Linked DNA regions of Homo sapiens: region 2 is linked to region 1. Evidence: chromatin loops called from intact Hi-C (ENCODE). Cell type or tissue: psoas muscle. All regions are shown on one strand. Each heading gives the region's core, and the rest is flanking DNA. Links, peaks and the distances in the headings are about the cores only.

Region 1 (2,810 bases), core at 310-2,809:
TGCTCCTTATAAGAATCTAATGCCTGATGATCTGAGGTGGAACAGTGTCATCCTGAAACCATCTCCTCTGTCAGTCCATGGAAACAATTATCTTTGACAAAACTGGTCCCTGGTGCCAAAAATGTTGGGGACTGCTGAGACAAAGGATTGTATCCAGAATGTACTCTACTCAATTAAAAAAAAAAAAAACTTTTAAGGAGCAAAACATTTTAACAGACACTTCACCAAAAGATATATGGATAGCAAATAAACTCATGAACAGATACTCAGTACCATTAGCTATTAAGGAAGTGCATATTAAAGCTACAATGACACACCATTACATGCCTATTAAAATGGCAAAATTTTAAAAAAAGAACTCAATACCAAGTGTTGGTGAGGATGAGGAGCAACTGGAGCTCTCATGCATACATTTGTTGATGGGAATACAAAATGATACAATCACTCTGGAAAATAGTTGAGCAGTTGTTGTAAAGTTAACCATAAACTTACAATATGACCCAGCAATCACACTCTTAGGTATTTACTATAGAGAAATGAAAACTTACATTCACACAATAATTAGTTCATGAATGTTTATACCAACATTATTTATAATTGCCAGAAAAGTGGAAATGATCCCAATATGTCTCAGTGGGTAAATAGGCAAACAAACTTGTATATCCATACAACAGAAAACTACTCAGCAATGAAAAGGAACTAATTCTTTTTTTTTTTTTTTTTTTTTTTTTGAGACAGAGTCTTGTTTTCATTGCCCAGGCTGGAGTGCAGTGGTGTGATCTTGGCTCACTGCAACCTCTGCCTCTTGGATTCAATAGGTTCTCCTGCCTCAGCCTCCTGAGTAGCTGGGATTACAGGCACGTGCTATTACACCCAGCTGATTTTTGTACTTTTTATAGAGATTGGGTTTCACCATTTTGGCCAGCTGGTCTCTAACTTCTGACCTCACGTGATCCACCCGCCTCAGCCTCCCAAAGTGCTGGTATTATAGGTGTGAGCCACCATGTCCGGCCAGAACAAACTCTTGATACACACAATGACTTGGATGAATTGCAAAGGCATTGTGGTTAGAAGTCATGCTTAAAGTTACCTGTTACATGATTCCATTTATATGACATTCTGGAAAAGGAAAACTTAGTGATGGAGAACACATTAAGTGATTGTCAGGGGTTAAGTGTGGAAGGAGGGATTGACTTCAAAGGGAAAACCCAAAGGACACATCCTTTGGGATACTGGACTTGTTTTGAATCCTATATGTGGTGGTGGTTACAAGAATCTATGCGTATGTAAAAACTCACAGAATTGTTCATGAGAAAAGTTAATTATACGTAAATTAAAATATTAAGACATATAGATATTTATCTATCCAAATATGTTTCAAATCTTTAAAATAAATTCGGTATTTTAAAACTATTGTCAATGGGCTATACATTTTTTTAAATGAGGAAAAAAGAAAAAAGCCATTTTAGAATGGTTAATCACACACACAATTTATTGATGAATAGAGTCTGTAAGATTTACAAAACTGTTTGTGGGCATTTGAGGCCTAAAATTATAGTTGTCACATTTCTCCAGTACAATTAGATGTGGAACAGCATTTTACATTGTTTAAAAAGAGGGAATGGAGAAGAAATGTCAAAGCTTTTCTGTCTGGCTTAAATGATAGGTCACGCAACACAGAAATCTCTTTGGTTTTGGAAACTGGTATCTGGGCCCAGATTGTCCAATTATCTGGGCCATCAGCCTCAGGTCTGGGCTGTCCACAATGATGCTTTCTGGGCCCAAGGCCAAAGTGTCTAGGCCAGTAAAAGCTTCACTGACGTCAGGAGGCCGAAATTGGAGAGGAAGAGAGGAGGGAGGGATCCTCCCAGCATTTGAGTCTGCCTTGAAGGAAGTATTTGACCCATACAGTTCAGGATAAGAAGGTTTGCCTTTCCATATGAGTTCACTGTGATACAGCATTTGGGAGCTCAAAAAACCCAGTGTGAACCTAGGAAAAGCTCAGAATGATGGAGCTGGAAGGCTTCTGTCCTGTCTTATTTCCAACAGTATATTTCCTATTCAACAGAGCCCACCATGAAATCTGTCCCAAATCATGGAACCCCGAGGTGAAAGGCCCCCAGGCATGCCAACACATGGCAGACAAATCCAGTTGTGTCCAGGGATGGCGTTCCCTCCAGTTTTCTGAAAGACGCTCCCATATTCCTTAAGCACAGGTAAGAATCTTCTCTTCATAAAGCCTTCATCACCCAGCTGGAGGTGGCTTGCCAATGTTTTCCTTTGTCGTGGTTTATTGGGTGATTTATAATTTGAACACAGTGCCAGCTTCTAGCAGCAGCCGACATGGACTGATATGAAGGTGCTAGAAACCACCCACACTCTGGTATATCTCCTTCACCAGCTTCCAAAGGTGCTCCAGATGCCTATAATATTTACCCTTTGGACCAAAGTATTAAAATGCAAATGTTAGTCAGAATTGAGTAACCCATTAAGCCAGCACGGTTCAAGTGATTGGCTGTTCTAACCTGGAGGAGCATCCTGGGGAGATGGGACTGAGAAGTTTTGACATCAGAAAATACAGCAGTTGGGTTTTAGAGGTCCTAGTGAGAAGGCTGCCTCAGTCCTAGATGCCTGAGGGAAGTGGAGGCAGCCAGGGACAGGGGAGAGCACAAACGACACCTCACCATTCTTACTATTCCTTTCACAAAGACAGCCCTCCTCTCCTGAAGCATCTGAGAGGTGCCTGTTGGTGAGCCTTTTCTTGAGTAACTACACAGAGTAAGCTAAGAAAACCAGTACCATGCCTGCTT
Region 2 (2,810 bases), core at 282-2,781, 54 kb before region 1:
GACCCCTGGAAAGTGGGGTGAGTCATCCCACAGTGCAGGGCCTGATCCTGGGGCCTCTCAGTCAGCAGGAACCCCCCTGTCATCCTATCCCACACTCTTCCCTCCTCTTCTGCAGGAAGTGCCAGATGCCTTTGTCCTCTCAAAGCTATCATCCTTGTGTGTGCTTCTGAGAGCAGGATTGGACTCCATGGGTCGAGGCTTCCCCTGCAGGCCTCACTGGGCTCTTCCGGGTCTCCCTTCCCTGAGACAGTCAGCCCCAGCCTTGAGTCTGGCTGGAAGGGAGGAAGAGCTACAGGCAAAGAGGAATGACTGACAAGGGAGCCTGTGGGGTGGGGGAACGGCTCCTCCAGCTTTAGTCAGCAGCAGCTCCCTCGTGCCTTCCTCCCAAGGGACCTGAGGAGCAGATGACCATCCCGGCTTCCCCGGCAACGGGACAGATGTGAAAAGGCCACCTCTCATATGCCTTCAAGAGGTTGCATCCAGGCAGGCAGTGGGTGCTAGAGGGGTGAACAGGCCTCCCGGCAGGGGAAGAAGTCTGGCTGAAGTCCCCTGGGCAGGAAGAGGAGCTGACAGTAGGCCAGTGGGGCCCAGGCAGCACAAAGTGTGAGGAGAAGCCAGGGGCAGGCAATAGAGCCTTTGTCTTCATTTTGTGGTGTTTTTCATCTCACTCACTGAACTTGAAGTGAGAAGTGGCCGGTGTGGAGGCCTGGCTCGGGCCTTCCCTTCACCCCCAGTTCCTTACAACTCACACTTGACCCATGGGGCCATGGGGGCTTAGACGTGGAGCCCACCTGGGGAGGTGGGCCTTACGGCCCCTCTTTTCTTGCTGATGAGGAAATGGAGGGATGGGGTGCCGAAGTGACCTGGGCAAGGTGGACCCAGCCCTGTGTTCATTCCTCTTTCCTGGTATCAGCTGCCTCATTTCCTTGGGGTGTCAACCCCATCACGATTGTATTCTATCGCGTGGTTCTGCAGCCTTGCGTGGATGCCTCCACTCAGGAGAAGGATGTGAGTGAGGCTGAAATACTCAGCACAGTCCAGCCCGACTGATGTGATTAGTTTGGAGACAAACACGCGGCCTAGTTCACTCGGTAAGCAGCAGCCTCTGGGCTTGTTTGCAGCCGCTGATGTAGCCCAGGAGCTGGTCAAGGGCTGCTCCTTGGAAGGAGCTGCCTGAGAGTGAAGCCAAAAGCCAAAGAAAGCTGAGCTAGAGGATGACAGACAGCTTCCTGGTGACACTGTTAGAGCATCTGGATCCAGCTATACCTGAAGCTACACCTTAAACATTTTAATTACATTCATCAATGTTTCTTTTTGCTTAAGACGGTTTGATTTGTGTTTATATTATTAGAACCTCACAGGCTTGTCTAATCTAGCATCCCCGGGCCGGCCTCCTTTTCCTCCTTCTCCCCTTGGCCAGTATAAAGAATGAAGCTTTCTGGAGCCTGTTCACAGCATGAAGCTCTTCCACTCACCTGCAGCCTGTAATTAGGGGCCTGCTGGCTGAGAGAACCTCATTCCCTTTTGCAGCCTCTGGATCTACAGCTCTGCAGTTCCACCAACAGTATCAGCCTCAATGTATGTGAGACACACTGCCAACGCCCAGAGCCCTGTGCTCAGCCAGTCTGACCTCCAGGCCCTCTAAACCCTGCAGGATGAGGTACTTGTACCCAGAGTGTACCTCCCGCACTGTGCGGTGTGGCTGCCGCCCATGGCCCCAGATCTCTCCACTGCCTTGGGGGAGCTCTCAGGCCTGCCAGGGCTGAAGAGCTGTGAACACACATCGCTGGGGGGTGGAAGGGCTGTTTTTTCCAATGGCCTTTTCCAAGCCAGGAAGAACTGAAATGTGAGCTCCCCCTCCTTTAACCACAAGCAGAGCTGCCAAGGCAGTCAGCTCCCTCCTCCTGTGTGTGGTGGGAGCCCGTATGGGCACAGAGCCACAGCAGTGGGGAATGTGATGGGGCAGAGAAGCGGAAGGCACCAGGGGCTTCCTGTGGTCGAATAATGAAAAAACACCCCAGATAAGCACTGGGGTTCCACGACACCACCTTCTGGAGCTCTCAGGCCCTAGCAAAATAATTTCACATCTGTAAACCTCAGTCTCTCAATCCATAAAATGGACATACAAATCCCTCCTGCCACGGTCACTGAGAGGAAGAACGGGATGATTGGCAAGAGGGTGTGACATGGCGCTGGCACGTACTAGATGCTCAGGGAGTTGCGGTAGCTGTAGCAATCGTCCCGTGAGGCAGGTGCCTTTGTTGCCCCATTTCACACAGAAGAAGGCAGCAGCTCGGTGGGCAGCTTGCCCAAGGGAATGGCAGCGGTTCTGGTCCCTGTGACAGCGACACCCAAGGGAGCTGGCTTCAGTGGGAAGCAGCCTCTGAGGCCGGGCAGGGAGCAGCTGTTATTGGTGGCCCCTAGGGTAAGAACTGGTCCCGCATCCCTTTGCAGAGGTGTGGCTCTGAGCCCCTCCATCGGGGTCTGGGGCAACACGGGGCAAGGGGACTCTCGGAGGAGAGGCACCCCGTTCTGGGAAGAGGGGGGATACGGGCCAGGGGAGGCTGGTTCCCGGGGCTCCCGGGCTCACCACAGATGCTCTCTGGAAGCTTAGGGGCGTAGGGGGCTGGGACCGTTTCTGGGGGCCTGAAAGCTGCTCTACAAATGAAGACAAACTGTCTAACTCAGGTGAGAATCAAGACTTTGAGAGGAGGGAAAGTCCAAGAAAATCCCTGAGAGCCCCAGGACATGTGCTGTTGGGTGAAATAATTAAGAAAACCTGCCCGATCTCCCACGGAGACAGAAATCAT

What was found. A loop is a pair of places that touch in the nucleus more often than their neighbours do. Peaks named below come from ENCODE experiments on the same cell type or tissue, not always from the same donor. Only the 100,000 strongest peaks of a DNase experiment are listed, where the experiment ranks them.
Region 2: it touches region 1 in a loop (3-fold over the local background); 1 of 110 quality-filtered maps calls a loop at or near these places.

What each region holds. Positions count from the first base shown.
Region 1 is chr15:100,817,346-100,820,155 of GRCh38, forward strand. It overlaps LOC105371024 (a long non-coding RNA gene), which reads left to right. Exons shown (of 5, transcript XR_932726.3): 3 at 2,069-2,216. Among named protein-coding and RNA genes, the nearest start is that of GCAWKR, 31 kb to the right of the region's middle. In psoas muscle, for the core only: no CTCF peak of the experiment used is centred there; a DNase peak (open chromatin) is centred at 1,779.
Region 2 is chr15:100,763,532-100,766,341 of GRCh38, forward strand. All of the region lies in intron 2 of LOC105371024 (a long non-coding RNA gene), which reads left to right. Among named protein-coding and RNA genes, the nearest start is that of GCAWKR, 85 kb to the right of the region's middle. RefSeq lists enhancers at 1,291-1,918, 1,919-2,546. In psoas muscle, for the core only: no CTCF peak of the experiment used is centred there; no DNase peak of the experiment used is centred there.